Regions from separate parts of the Homo sapiens genome. Here region 2 is linked to region 1. Evidence: chromatin loops called from intact Hi-C (ENCODE). Cell type or tissue: ascending aorta. All regions are shown on one strand.

Region 1 (8,000 bases):
ATGCTACTACATTGTTTTTTTTTTTTTGACAGGGTCTCACTCTGTGTCACCCAGGCTGGAATGCAGTGGTGCGATCACAGCTCACTGTAGCCTTGACTTCCCAGGCTAAAGCGATAATCCCTACCCCAGCCTCCAGAGTAGCCGGTACCACACCTGACTATTTTTAAAAGAAATTTTTTAGAGATGGAGTCCACTTATTGCCCAGGCTGATCTCAAATGCCTGGGCTCAAGCAATCCTTCCACCTTCCCCTCAGAAACTGCTGGAGATTACAGGTGTGAACCACTGAGCCCAGACACTACTACATTTGGGAGTAGATTATTATGCAGTAATAAAAATAAGACCACACTATACTATTCATATCACTCCTGTCTTTTGGTACAACACAGATATTATGCTTTCTGGGAAGAGGTGTTCTACCATTGATAGTAACTAACATTTATTGAGGGCTTACTGTGTGCCTGGTACTGTGCCAACTGCTTTCCAGGGATGTGTTCATTTATCCCTCACCATAGCATTATGAAGTGGGTACTATTTTATTTATATTTTAGAGATGTGGAAACAGAAGCCTAAATAATTTTCCCAAGGGCAAGTAACAACAAGTTGGTAAGCCTGAATTTCAACTCTGGTCTCTGAGGCACATAATGAGTATTCACAAAATGATTGCTTTGGGCATTACAGTGGTAGGGATGGCTTTCATTTCTGGTGACTTGGTAGAACATTGACCATGAGACAATAGATCAGAGAAGTTTCCATCCTCTACTTCTCAAAAATACCACCCCCTTTCCTACTTCTCATATGAAACTGACCAGGTTTTGCCAGAGAAACGATGTGGCATCAGTTCTTCCCCAGGTGGGGTGAGGCTTCCTAGAGAAATCCAAGAGAAAAGGCCCTCTATGTTTCTGTCACCAGGAGGGAAAATTCTCTGCAGAGGCATAATGAACAGGTATACAATTTCCTAACATGGTGAGTCCCCTCAGAACTGAGAGAGTGCCCCCACATCTGAGGGTGCTGGATGATTGGGACTGAGCAGGTCTGGAAATGGGTAGAAGACCCTCATGCCTCTTCTCCTCCACCCCCACCTTACATCCATAACTTAAGTGAGCATGACCAGAAAGCCACTAATAACAACATCTCCACCAGCTCTATTTACCCAGCTGTGTATCTCAGGATCTGTCTCTGACATTTTTAATACTCTCTCATTTCTCTGTCCTCCAGGGATTCATTTGAAGAAGCCCACAGGGACGGGTGACACTGAGGAAACAAAACCCAGGCCCCCCGGCCTCCGACTGAGCCGTGCAGAGCATGCTGGGAGATCACCTCCACCTGAGGAGCACAAAAGACCCCAGGAGTGGAGGAAGCTGGCCTGAGGCCAACTGGATGTAGCAGACTTGCTGAGCCCAAGGAGGGAGGTCTGGTGATGGAGCCTCGAGTACATATCCTTCCAATCCTAAGGTAAACAGCGCTTGGGGCTTTGGCTACAGGGAGGTTGTGGCCCATTGAAGTGGGTGGTACAAGGCGGGTACAAGGCAGGCCTTCTGATTTTTTTTTTTTAAACTGTCTTATGAATTATACTGTACCTACAGAAAAAACACAACAGGAAACTTAAATGAATGGCTCAAAGAAATTGCAAACGTTTGCCCAGATCAAGACCTAAGATGTTATTAGCTCCTTAGAAGTCTCGCTCCTGCCCTCTCTAAATTGTTATCCTTCATCCATACCTTTCCCCAAAAGTGGCCTCTTTCTGGATTTTTAACAACAGTTTTGTCTGCTTTTTCACTTAATATAAATAAAATGCATTCTTTTGTGGTTGATTTATTTTCCCGAACACTGTGTATGTGAGCTTCCTTTCTGTTGTGTCTGAAGCTTTTGTTTGTTTATCATTGAATGTCATTTTGTTGTATGATGATATGATTATTGATTGATTCTTCTGTTGAGGGGTATTTGATTTATTTGCGGGTTAATGTGAATAGTATCATTATGAATATTCTTTTCCCTCTCTTGGTACACTCATTTCTGTTAGGTATGTACCTAGGAAGGGAATTGCTCAGTTAAAGCATGCATTTATATTTTTATGTATGTCAAAATGTTTTCAAAAGTGTTTGTACCAAATTATATTCTTACCATCAATGTGTAAGAGTTCAGGTTGTTCCACATACTTGGCAGCACTTGGTATTGTCTGTATTTTGAATTTATAGTAGTTCTGGTAATTGGGTAGTAGTATCTCATTGAGGCTGTAACTAGCATTACTATGATTATTATTGAGGCTGACCAACAGTTTATATGTTTGCCATACTTTTGGAGATCTTTTATGAAATGCCTGTTTGAATCTTCTGCCCATTTTTTTAAAATTGGGTTATCTCTCTTTTTCTTACTGATTTCTGAAGCTGTTTACATATTCTGAAAATGAGCCTTTACTAGGTGATAAGTGTTGCAAGTATCTTTTTCTTTTCTGTTACTTGACTTTTCACTGTTTTAATAGTGTGTCTTTGTGAACAGAAATTCGTATTTTATATACACATACACACACACACACACACACACACACACACACACACACACACATATATTTCCTTTAAATTTGATTTTTGGGGACTGTCTTTTGTTTTTGTTTAAGAAATCATTCCCTGCCTGAATAAAAATTAAAAAAAAAAACTCTCCTATAGTGTTTTCTAGAAGCTTTATTGTTTTTACTTCCATATTTAGATATACAATATATCATTTTGTTCTTTGATTTTTCTCGCATCATACAGCCTTCTTTTCTGTTCCTGGGATACCCCTAAATCCCATGTCAGAAAAGACGTGCAGCTTTATGACTTAGCAAAAGTGATAGCAACAACACAATCATAATAACCGAGATGCGTGCAAGACCTTGTGACACACATTTCCATCCATTAACTGATTTAATTCTTTCATATCAGCCCTTGGAAACTGTTGAAGTGAGCATCATAATGCCCATTTTAAAGATGGAAAGAGTGAGCCTTAGAGAAAAGTAACTTGCCCAAGTTCACATAGCTGATAAATAGCAGAACAAGGAGATTCAAATATAGATCTGCCTGGTTTCAAAATATATTCTCCTTTTATCGCCTGGTGTTGATTAAGATGACTTGAGGTTACTAAGTCCCTGTTACTCACAGTTTTGTGTAAGATTTTCCAAGAATCTCACAGGAATTTTGTGTGCAGCCAAAAAATTCCTGGTATTTCCCATGATGTCATTGGACTGAGATATAGAATAGGTTTCTTTTCATGTAATCTGCAGAGCAGAGGTGCACCAGAGAGTTGGGTCATCAGAGGGTTAACATTTTGACTTGCCTAGGGAAATAAGAGTTTCTTTACCTCTGGTCCTCCCTCATCCTCTGGGAAGCCTCGGATGCTGTTTTACAGCCTGGCTGATCTTACGGTAAATGATACAAGCAGCAGCTTTTAAAAATCCGAGTTGCTGCTTCGAGTATTAGAAATGCCTCTAGAGTTTGGTAGTTAAAGCCAAAGCAGATGGATAAACACTAGTAGCTGCCGAAGGTGGTGCATGATGTCAATGGAGAACAGGCAAGGCAGGTCTTTCGTAGGGGACAGCCGTTGTTTGACCTGGCAGCGCCCTCACTTCTTCAGGGACTGGTGATCCTTTGATAAATTGCTCCTGCCTCCTCTCTAAACATATGGTTTGAATAGAGGCTGTCCATGCTAGCTCCCCACCCTCTTGGGCTGGGTGATGGGTACAGCATTGGACACACCATCCAACAGAGCCAATGAGGTGCCTTCCCTGGGATTTTTCCAACCAAAGCAGGAAAGAAAGTCTGTTCCTATTTTGATACATCTCTGAGGAACACTTCCCAGGCAATAAATATCTATGAAATGAATGAATGAATCCCCATTGCCAAGTGAACTCTCAGAGGGTATCTCTGTTCATAGTGAGAATTTATCATGCTTTTGGATAAGTACGTGAATAAATTAGGAGAGCATGCGTGTGTTCATAAACGGGGATGTAAGAGAGTAAGTGAATAAATAAACAAGTGAATATATACTCTGCAATTCTGATTGTTTATATTTCTCATACTGATAGACATTTGCATTCCAAAGAGATCCACTTTGTTCCAGTTATCTTTGCTGTGTAACAAAGTGTCCAAAAACTTAATGGTATAAACAACCATTTCATTAGGTAACAGATTCTGTGACTCAGAAGTTTTGATAGAAGGTGCAGACAGGTGTTCTCTGCTCCAAGATGTCTAAGGTCTAATCTGGACATAATTCAATGGCTGGGATATGTAGGTGCTAAGCGAAGGGATTTCTAGGTGATCCCAGCTCCCAGGACCTGTTAAATCCTAAACCAGACCATGGCACTCCTCTGTTCAAAACGAACAGCTCACTCCAACCTCGTGACCTTTGCACTACAGCCCCCTCTGCTTGGAATTCTCTGCTACAGAAATCTGCAAGGCAGATTTACTTACAGGAACTGGGATCACTTAAAAATGCCATCGCTTAGCACTTACATATGGCCTCTCCATGTGGCCTGGGCTTCCTCTTAGTGTGGCAGCCTCAGGGTTAGTTGGAACTCTTACATGGTGTTTTGAGGTTCTAGCATAAGTGTCTTAGTGGACAGGGCAGAAGCGGTATTGCTTTTTATGAAGTTGCACAATATAACTTTTGCCATACTCTATTAGACTCTACTGGTCAAAACCTTAGAAGTTACACAATATAATTTCTGCCATACTCTATTAGACTCTACTGGTCGAAACAGTCACAGCCCACCCAGGTCTAAAGGATGGGAACACAAACCCCAACCGCTGGATGGGAGGGTGCAAGGTCATATTGTAGAAGAGCATATAGAATGGAAAATATTGTTGTGTTCGGAAAACAATCAGCCACATGATTTAAATCAAATCAATTGGTCTCTGGGGGAGTTTTTAGTTTTAGGAAGATATTTCTCAGGACTCCTGAAGTCAAAGCTTTAAGATGACCTCTTAGAGGATCTGTATATACCCTAGCACTGTCTAGAGCAAAGTATTCCACCAGGATTCACCAATGGAAATAAGACATAGTGGGTCGAAAATGGCCCCCAACTATGTCCACATCCTAATCCCCGAAACCTGTGACTGTGTTATCTTACATGACAAAAGAGCCTTTGTGTGTGTGATGAAGATAAGAACCTTGAGATAGGAAGAGGATAAGAGAGAAGCAGAAGTGTCAGAGTCAGAGAAGGAGATGTGATGCTGGAAAGAGGGCTGAGAGAGATGAGAAAAATGCTACACTGCTGGCTTTGAAAATCAAGAAAAAGTCCACAAGCCAAGGAAAGTGAGAGGACCCAAGAAACTGGAAATGGCAAAAAGTGGATTCTCCCCTAGAGCCTCCAGAGTGGCTGCAGTCATGCCAATGCCTTGATTTTTAGCCCGGTGTAACCCACTTTCAGATTTCTGACTTCCAGAACTTGTAAGATAATAAAATTTTGTGGTCGTATGCAAATAAGCCTGTGATTAGTTGTCACAGCAGCCACAGAAGACAGACACATACAAGAAAAACCCTTCAGCTTGCTGCCTGGGTTTGACTCTTAGACTTGATGCCCTCAGAACTTGGAAGACTGCAGGTTGATTGCTCACTGGTTGCTCACTTTTAGGCAGTCTGCCTTATGAAATAAGCTACAATGGATTCTAAAGCTTTACTGAAGTATGTCTAAGGAGAAAAGATTTACAAGGGACCTCAACGTTTTTTTCTCAATCCTTCATCACTGAAGTGCTTTAGAATCTTGCTCCTCAAAGTGTGGTCCCTAACCAGTAGCCGCCAGTGTCATCTCGAAGCCAGGTAAAATGAGGAATCTCAAGGTAGACCCCAGAGCCACTGAATCAGAATCTACATTTTAATAAGATCCCCCCAGAGATGTATGTGCACATTAAAGTTGGAGACACTATTTTAGAGATCTTATTGCGTCACCCCATCTTTCCAGAAGTCTCCAGAGTAAAGGTGAGTGTGGTTGTTTCCTTCTTTAAAATAAAAGAAGTGGCCTCGAATTTGAGCAGGCATGTCAAAACAGAACTAATGTCCCCAGCTACTGATGCAGGGAGTCCAATTCATGATACGTGTGGGGCTGATCGTTGCCACTTAATGCTGCTTCTAGGCTGAGCAGAGGACAGACACCTGTGTGCTTTCCTCAGCAAGTATGTACAAAGCAAAGTTTGCAATGTTTTAGGAATGAGGCCAGAGATTTCACCCAGCTGAGGAGCAACGCTCTCTCAAGGATAGATAAACCAAAGAGTTCTCCTCATGTTTCCTTCAAAATGGTCGTAATTTAATTTCTGTCCAATATTGCCTGGGTAGCATTGCAGACTCTCAGAAGCTGGTATTTTGTTTTGTTTGAAAGTCATGCTGTTGGGCTGTTTCAACTTAAATTCTCCCTAAGTAAAACTGTATAAATGCCACGTTTCTAAGTGTGCAAACCCCCAGAAACACACATATGGGGTGTACCAGAAATGTGGTTGGGGAAGAGACAGGCAGTAGACTGTGGCAAGAGAAAAAAAGTAGCCTCAAGACTTTTTAGGCCAAGATACTTTGGGTAGATCCTCGGTCGAATTCTGTGTTGAATCCAGGCCCAGTGATTCTCTTTTCCAGAAATGAAGTCAGACTTAGAACTACCTAAGAGGAGAAGGAAAATGTTGAGGAACTGAAAAGGAATTCTTGAGAATGAGAAAATGACAGCATCAAAAGAAAGGGGAAAATCACTCTTTTGCCTGGGGAGGTAAATTGCTTCCATTTTCCTTTTTTTTTTTTTTTAATTTTATTTCCTTTGGTGATGTTTCAGGGTAGCAGAAGATTTTGACATCTAAGGCTCAGAACTAAATATAGGGGCTTTCTTAAAGATGTGTGGAACTCCGATGGTTGGATTTTTCACATTGGGTTTTCTTTAATCACGCTAAGACTCTTTTAGGGGCTGAGTTTCTGCATGATCTATTATTGTTCAGAGTAAGGGAAGAAGGATGGTTTGATTTAGAAGTGGTTAAAAAATGAATTTTAAAAAACAGTATCATGTTAACAATCAATACAGAATTGTGTCTAACCAATTACACAAACAACTAACCAAAGCCAATTACCATAAAGCTTAGTATGTAAATATACAAACTCCTCAAGATGGCAGGATTACAAGTAAGTTGAAAAATGTAAGAGAATGGGGGACAGACTCTTAAGAGTCTCTGGCAGGCACTGTGCTGGGGTTTTGCACACATTGTCTTCCTTTATCCTCACTACATTCTTACCATGTGTGTTGTTGTATTCCAATTTTACTGATGAACTGAGCTGAAATTAACTGAAGCTTATTTCTTTGTGTTCACAAAGATGAAGTATGAAGTTGAGAATATAAGTTAGATCTGTGACTTGGGCTTTCTGGTTTCTATGGAGCCTCTCCTTGTTGACCCATTTTACAGATAAAGAAACTGAGGATCTGCAATGGAATCATCCAGCATTATCCAGCTTTTTTTTTTTTTTTGATGGAGTCTCGCTCTGTCGCCCAGGCTGAAGTGCAGTGGCACAATTTTGGCTCACTACGATCTCTGCCTCCTGTGTTCAAGCAATTCTCCTGCCTCAGCCCCCTGAGCAGCCCCCTACAGGAGCGTGCCACTATGCCTGGATAATTTTTTGTATTTTTAGTAGAGATGGGGTTTCACCGTGTTAGCCAGGATTGTCTCCATCTCCTGACCTCGTGATCTGCCCGCCTTGGCCTCCCAAAGTGCTGGGATTACAGGCATAAGCCACTGTGCCCAGCCTCATCCAGCTTTTAACAATGTTGGGCTTCAAACTGAGGAATCTCTGTTGTCAATATTAGACCTTGAGGTGGATTAAAATTGCCCATATGAAGGAAGTTCTTTATGGTGATGAAATAGTTCCACATCTTGACTGTGATGATGGTTACCTGTGTTTACATGTGATAAAATTTCATGGAACTCTGCATACGATACACACACACACAATTACATGTAAAAACTGGTGAAGTCTGAATATGGTCTGTTCCTGAGTTAAAAAG
Region 2 (8,000 bases), 77 kb after region 1:
GTAATACCAGCCATTTAGTCCATCACTAAAGAACCAAGGGTTTTGGGGATTTAACCATGTTAAGCCAGTATTTTTTATGTTATTAACTGAAGAAAAATGGGTACCATTTAAATACTTTTTAAGATTAGGAAGCCAAAAGAAGTCAGAAGAAACCAAATATGGACTGGAAGGTGGATGCCTAATAATTTTCCATTCAAACTCTTGCAAAAGTGCACTTGTTTGATGAGAGGAATGAACAGGAGTGTTGTTGAAGTGGAGAAGGACTTTCTGGTGATGGTTTCCCAGGTGTTTCTCTGCTAAAGCTTTAACTAACATTCTCATAATAAGCAGATATTATAATTCTTAGGCCCTCCAGAAAGTTAACAAGCAAATGCCTTGAGCATCCCAGAAAACTGTTGCCATGACCTTGCTCTTGACTGCTCTGCTTTTGCTTTTACTGGACCATTTCCACCTCTTGGTTGCTATTGCTTTGATTGTTCTTTGTCTTCAGGATTATAATAGTAAAGCCATGTTTCATCTCCTGTTACAATTCTTCAAAGAAATGTTTCAGAACCTTAATTCTACTTGTCCAAAATTTTCATTGAAAGCTCTGCTCTTGTCTGCAGCAGGTCTGGATGCAGCTGATGGTGTTGGTGCCATTGAGTAGAAAGTTTGCTCAACTTTAATTTTTCAGTTGAAATTGCATAAACTGAGCCAACTGAGATGTCTGTGATGTTGGCTATTGTCTCTGCTGTTAGTCATTGATCCTTTTCAATTAGGTCACACACAAGATTAATTTTTTCCTTACAAATCACTGTGGATGGTCTGCCACCGTGGGCTTCATCATCAACAGTGTCTCGTCCTTTCTTATAGTGAGTTATCCATTTGCAAACAGCTGATGTCTTTGGGGCATCATCCCCATAAATTTTTCATAAAACATCGATGATTTTGCCATTCTTCTACCCAAGCTTTACCATACATTTGATGTTTGTCTTTGCTTCAATTTTAGTAGAATTCATGTTGCTTTGATAAGGACTATTCTCAAACTGATGTCTTATCCTTCCTAGTGCCTCCAACTAGATCCTGTTGAGACATGTTGTAACAAGTTAGTATAAGTTTATTTCCATGTAAAAAATTTTGAAATCCATGCCTAGTTTTTTTTGTAATACACATCTTCTGTGAACATTTTGAATTCCTTTTGTACTTGGCCATTTGTAAATCATTGGAGAAATGTTCATTCAAATACTTTTCCCATTTTAAAATTAGGTTATTTGTATTTTTGCCATTGAGTTGTAAGAGGTTCTTGTATATTTTGTGTATTAACCCCTATCAGATAAACAGTTTGCAAATATTTTCTCCCATCCCATAGGTTGTTTTTTCACTCTGTTGATTATTTCCCTTGTGCTGCAGAAGCTTTCAATTTGATGTAGTCCCACTAGTAACTTTTTGCTTTTGTTGTGTATGCTTTTGATGTCATATCCGAGAAATCATTGCCTAGATTGAAACTTCTCAACCAAGAAAAGCCTAGCACCAGATGGCTTCACTGGTGAATTCTAGCAAACATTTAAAGAAGAATTGATGCCAATATATTTCAAGCTCTTCCAAAAAATTGAAGAGGAAGAAACCCTTCCAAACATATTTTATGAGGCCAGAATTACCCTGTTACTAATGCCAAAGATACTATAAGAAAAAAAACTACAGGCTAATATCCTTGATGAACACAGATGCAAAAATTCATAACAAAATACTAGCAAATCAAATTCAACAGCACATTAAAATATCATACACCCTGAAAAGTGAGATTTATCCCTGGGATGCAAGGATGGTTCAACATATACAGAGCAATGAATATAATATCCCATATTAAGAGAATGAAGGTTAATAAGCATATAATCATCTTAGTAGATGCAGCAAAAGCATTTGACAGAATTCAACACCATTTTACGACAAAAACTTTCAGCAAATTAAGTGTAGAAGAAACTTACCTCAGAACGCTGAAGACTGTATATGAAAAGCCCACAGCTAACATCATACTCAGTGGTGAAAAACTGAAAGTGTTTCCTTTAAGATCAGGAACAAGACAACGATGCTCACTCTAGCTACTTCTATTAAGGATGGTAGTAGAAGCCAGAGCAATTAGGGAAAAAATGAGATATTTAAAAAGACATTCAGATCGGAAAAAAAGTAAAATTGTCTCTATTTGCAGATGGCATAATCTAAAGACTCCACCAAAAAAGTGTTAGAACTAATAAATGAATTTAGTAAAGTCACAGGACACAAAATCATCATTTAAAAATCAGTTGCACCAGGCATGGTGGCTCACCCAACATTTTTGGAGGCTGAGGTAGGAATATAGCTTGAGTTCAGGTTTTGAGACCAGCCTGAGAAACATAGCGAGACTCTATCACTACAAAAATAAATAATAAAAAAAAACAAATTAGTCAGGCATGGTGGCACACAACTGTAGTCTCAGCTACTCAGGAAGCTGAGGTGGGAGGATTGCTTGATCCTAGGTCGAAGCTACAGTAAGCCATGATTGGTCCACTGCACTCTAGCCTGGATGACAAAGTGAGACCCTCTCTCTCTCAAAAAAAAAAAAAAAGAAAAATCAGCTGCATTTCCATACACTAAAAATAAACTATTGGCAAAAAATAAAGAAAGTGACCTTATTTACAACAGCATCAAAAAGATAAACATGCAAAAACAATTATGTTTCTACAAACTACCAATGAACACATGGACACAAAGATTAAAAAGTACAATACCATTTACAACAGCATAGCTACAAATCTGATAAAGCATATACAGGACTAAATGATACAGATATACTAAAAAATGCAATATGCCAATGAAAGAAATCAAAGAAGGTCTAAATAAAAGGAGAGACATACTGTATTAAAAAAATAAGATACTTAGAAACAAATTTAACTGTAAAGGCACATTGGTACAGTGAAAAGTACAAAACATTGATGAAAGCAATGAAAAATGACACAAATAAATGGAAAGAAGTTCATGTCATGGATTTGAAGACTTAATATTGTTAAAATATCTACACTACCCAAAGTAAATTTGTAGATTCAATGCTATCCCCAACAAAATCCCAGTGACTTTTTTTGTATAGAAATAGAAAATGTTCTCTTTTCTTTGTTTCTACCAGGGTTGAAGAGAGACCTTTTGGGAGGAGTTTAAAGGGGGAATGTCCTTGAGTATGTGGAAGAAAATTGAGGAAGGTAAAGTGTTCACTGGAAGTAACATGGGGTGAGCCATGAAATGCATCCTCAATAACATCCTTTGATAGACTCAGATAAAGAATGAAATTCCTTTTCATTTCATTGATTGGCTGTTTGATATGGTTTTGCTGTGTCCCTGCCCAAATCTCATCTTGAATTGTAGTTCCCATAATCCTCATGTGTCGTGGGAGGGACCTGGAGGGAGGTAATTGAAACATGGGGACAGTTACCTCCATGCTGTTCTCCTGATAGTGAATGAGTTCTCACGAGATCTGATGGTTTTATAAGGGGCTTCCCCCTGACCCCTATTTTGCTCATTCTTCTCCTTGCTGCTTCCATGTGAAGAAGGACGTGTTTTCTTCCCCTTCTGCCATGATTGTAAGTTTCCTGAGGCCTCCCCAGCCATGCTGGGGAGTCAATTAAACTGTGAGTCAATTAAACCTCTCTCCTTTATAAATTACCCACTCTCAGGTATGTCTTTATTAGCAGCATGAGAACAGACTAATACACTGTTGAAGGACACTTTTTGAATGCTTCATCACTCAGAGGTGAAAAATCAAAGGGCAATTATGCTGCATTTATAAACAAGTGTTTTTGCTACATTTCTTTAAAGCTACTCATGATTTAACATTTTAAAAAATCAGCATGGCTATGCCACGACTAGTGAATAAGGAGATGTGAATAATACACATCTTCCATGAACGTTTTGAAGTCATTGAAGCCTTTAGTAATGGACTAGATGGCTGGTATTATTGTTTGCATAATCCGCATATTTGGAAGGTCTCAGTTCCTGGGCTACCTTACCCTTGCTCCTAGTCAGTCTGAATCCCGTGCACCCCAGGGGGCTTAGAACAGTGGTTCTCCAACTGGGGTACCTGGACTAACAGCAGCAGCATAACCTGGGAGCTTCTCAGAAATTTACATCCTTGGTCCCCATCCTGAACCTGCTGCATCAGAAGCCGTGGGGGTAGGGCCTGGCAACCTGTGTTATTGTAAGCCCCCCAGGACATTCTGGTAGTCACTCAAGTTTAAGCACCCCTGGCCTTTTCCAAGGTTTTGGTGGCTAAGCTTCTGTTACAAAGCTGCCCCTTTTTCCTGAATTCCCCTCTCTAACCCTGGCCTCACCCTTAATTACATGGCAAAGGTGTGCATGGGGGTTAAGAGTTCAGACTCGGAAGTCAGGGTTCTGGGTTCTAGATTCAGCTGTACCCCAACCAGCTGGGTGACCATGGCCAAGACAGGTAATTTATTTGTATTTTGATTTCTTTACCTGTAAAGGGGGGATGATAATAATAATAGTGTTTGTCTACAATAGTGATTGCAATGATTAAATGAGTTATCACATTAGGGAAATCAAGCAGTGCCTGGCACATAGTAGGTGCTCAAGATATGTTACTGGTTGGGAACAGTGGCTCACACCTGTCATCCCAGCATTTTTGGAGGACAATGGGGGCAGATCACTTGAGGTCAGGAGTTTGAGACCAACCTGGACATCATGGTGAAACCACGACTTTACTAAAAATACAAAGAAAAATTACCTGAGCTTAGTGGCATGCACCGGTAGTCCCAGCTACTCAGGTGGCTGAGCCAGGAGAATCGTTTGAACCCAGGAGGGAAAGGTTGCAGTGAGCCAAGATCGTGCCACTGCATTCCAGCCTGGGTGACAGAGTGAGACTCCATCTCAAAAAAAAAAAAAATGTTACTAATCACAGTTATCAGTCTCCCACCTAGCAAGTAAGTGCCTTAGGTAGAGAACACGTGCTCTGATGGATTTTTGTCTATGCAGTGCCAAGCTGCAGGCTACATACCAAGTAGGCACCCCACTGCATCCCCCTTGGTCATGGTTTGACATCCCTGGCTAAAGTTTAGATCTTGTCCATTGTACTTGTTAAAAAGACAAGGCACTCATTTTTTCTTTTCTTTAATTGAACACTTTGTGAGTGCCAGGCGCTAGGCCAGGCCCTGTGCAAACATTACCTCACATAATCCTCATTGCCAGTCTAGGAAGAAAGGAACGTCCTTACGTAATAGAATAGAGGATAGACTCAGAGAGGCTCAGTGGTTTTCCTGGTGTCAACAGCTGGGTAAATGGCAGAGCCAGGATTATAAAGCAGGTGTGTCTGAACTCAACATAGAGGTTTCCTCTAGAGAAGAAGAAGTGAACTCTGTAAGATAGAGACTGCCTTTTCCTTTACTGGAAATACTCTTATAACCTTTTCTAATTATAATGTGACCTATATTTGTTTAAAACTTCAAACAACATAGAAATATGACATATATGGCAAGTGGACATATTCTAGTAACTCTGCCTACCAAGAATAAACACTTTGGTAATCCAGTAGGCATAAGTCTGATTTTTTAGGTACACATAAAAACACAGACATTCACTGTCTTTCTTAATAAAAAACAAAATCATACTTTACATCTTTTTATACATTGCTATTTTTAACTTAATCTACTGGGAAATCTTTGCATGTCAATACATCCATTTGCTAATGTCACATGGATTGAAAACTAGATCTCCTGGCTCCTCCCAGCTCTGTCCCATTCCAGGACCATTTTCTTTATGCCAATTGCCAATATTTCTCAGCCAAAAGCTGAGATTCTTGGCAGAGTTTTTCACTTGACCCAGTGTACCTTCATGTGTAAATAGGCTGTTCTCTAATTATAATTCATGATGTTTGCATGTAATAGAAGTCCTGGCCGAGAAGTGTTAACTTCATTGGATATCAACCACAGAATTTTTTTCTTCCAAATCACCACCCCCTCCCAAAAATAGAAAAAAGGAAAAGAAATGGCCAGGGCTACAGACAGGCCTTTATTTCTAATACATTGCCTGAGCCCTTGTATTAGGTCATGTTTTCTCTGGCGAGAACTGCCCTTGTATTTTTTTTTTTCCTGTCCGTTTAGTCTATAAATGAAATGGAGTTACTGCCCCTATTAAAATGGAACATTGTGCCCTTAGTTTGCTCTTAACGGGTGGGAAAACCCCATTAAGTGTTTGTGAAATATGTCTTAAATACAGGAATTTTAATCTAGTGGTCTAATAAATCCCTCTCCTCTACTCAAATGAAAGTCTTAGGTTTTCCGGCATCTGTTCAGTTATTTGTTCACCAAAACTTCCTTACAAAAATCTGACCCTGAGAACTGTGAATTAAGGACGTTTCTTCCATTGGGGTTTTTTTTTAAAAAAAGACATCTTTCAAAGTAAGAAGGAACTTTGACAGGTGTATTTCATGGTAAGACACTATTTTTGAAACGTGCCTGGAATTCTTGCTCTTGGAGGGTAAAAGCCATGAAATCTCTGTGACTGCCCCAGGATGTGACAACTCATAATATTCTAAGACCTAAGACTTCGTAAAATTGTAAGTCCATTCCTTTGCCTCAACGTTCGATGGCTTCTAAAAAGTACACTCTCCTTTGGGACCATATTTCACGGGCGTTGGAAAGTTTCTCCTTAGCACATCAAGCTGGATATAAGTAGATTAAATTCATCTCTTCTGCATATTTATGTCTACTTTTTTTTTTTTACGGAAAAGATGTTTATTAGGAAACTCTGAGTATATTTTCTGGTGTAAGTTCTATCTTTATATTGGAAGCAATAGGAGAAGATGTACACTTACATTTTAGGTCAAGGTTTATATTTTTTAGCCCCAACAATTTAATATTTATTTCCTAAAATCAAGGGCATTTCCCTTTATAATAAAAATATAACTATTAAATTCAGAAGAGTAGTATTGACACATTGTTACCCTATAGTTCTCAGATGTCATTCAAGTTTCGCCTATTGTCTCTATGATGTGTTTGTAGGCTGGCACGGTGGCTCACACCTGTAATTCCAACACTTTGGGAGGCTGAGGTGGGAGGGTTGCTTGAGCCTAGGAGTTCAAGACCAGCGTGGGCAACATAGCAAGACCCATCTCCACACATAGTAAAAAGATTAACCAGCTGTGGTGGTGTGCACCTGTAGTCCTAGCTACATGGGAGGTTGAGGAAGGAGGATTGCTTGAGCCCAGGAGGTCGAGGTTGCAACAGTGAGCTGTGATCACACCACTAGGATACCCCATCTCAGAAAGAAAAAAAGTGATGTGTTTGTAGCCAAAGAATCACACGTTACATTTGGTTTTCTTGTTTCTTTTAGCTTCCTTCCAATCCGGAGCAATTCCTCAGTCTTTCCTTGACTTTCCTGTGTGGCCAGTGTGTTTCAGCAGAATGAGGTAGAATATACTTCAAAATAAACAATATCCATGGGGATCCTACCTACACTGTGACTTTCAAAATGGGATGGAAATAGGAAGGGAGCATGTTCCAGCAAACATCTGGGATTGATACTTCTCAAAATGTTCACTTGAAATCCATGGTTGTGATATGATTCATTTCCTCTTGCCTAAGGGGTAGATCTCACTGCTCAGGTATTCATTCACTCACCATCTTCCTTCCTTGCTTTATCCCTTCCTTCCTCCCTTCTTCCTTTCTTCATTCCTTCCTTACCCTTTCCTTCTTTCCCTCCCTTTTTCTTTCTCTATCTTTTCTTTTCTTTCTTCCTTTTCTTTCTTTCTTTCTTTTTCTTCCTTTCTTCATTCCTTCTTTCCTTCCTTCCTTCCCCCCTCCCTCTTTCTTTCTTCTTTTCCTTCCTTCCTTTCTTCTTCATTCCTTTCTTTCTTTCCTCCTTTCTCTTTCTTTCTCTTTCTTTCTTCTTTCTTTTTTCCTTCCTTCCTCCCTCCCTCCCTCCCTACCTACCTCCCCCTCTTTCTTTTCCGTCCTTCCTCCCTCCCTCCGTCCCTCTCTCTT

The links. Peaks named below come from ENCODE experiments on the same cell type or tissue, not always from the same donor. Only the 100,000 strongest peaks of a DNase experiment are listed, where the experiment ranks them.
Region 2: a loop joins it to region 1, with 2.9 times the contacts of the local background. A loop is called at or near these places in 2 of 110 quality-filtered maps.

Annotation. Positions count from the first base shown.
Region 1 is chr12:115,400,548-115,408,547 of GRCh38, reverse strand. It overlaps LOC105370003 (a long non-coding RNA gene), which reads left to right. Exons shown (of 4, transcript XR_945389.3): 3 at 1,217-1,453. Among named protein-coding and RNA genes, the nearest start is that of LINC02463, 480 kb to the left of the region's middle. In ascending aorta, no CTCF peak of the experiment used is centred here; DNase peaks (open chromatin) are centred at 3,332 and 3,557; H3K4me3 peaks cover 634 bases; H3K27ac peaks cover 888 bases.
Region 2 is chr12:115,323,254-115,331,253 of GRCh38, reverse strand. It overlaps LOC124903082 (a long non-coding RNA gene), which reads left to right. Exons shown (of 11, transcript XR_007063592.1): 5 at 3,137-3,209; 6 at 7,351-7,426. Among named protein-coding and RNA genes, the nearest start is that of LINC02463, 560 kb to the left of the region's middle. In ascending aorta, no CTCF peak of the experiment used is centred here; no DNase peak of the experiment used is centred here; H3K27ac peaks cover 3,771 bases.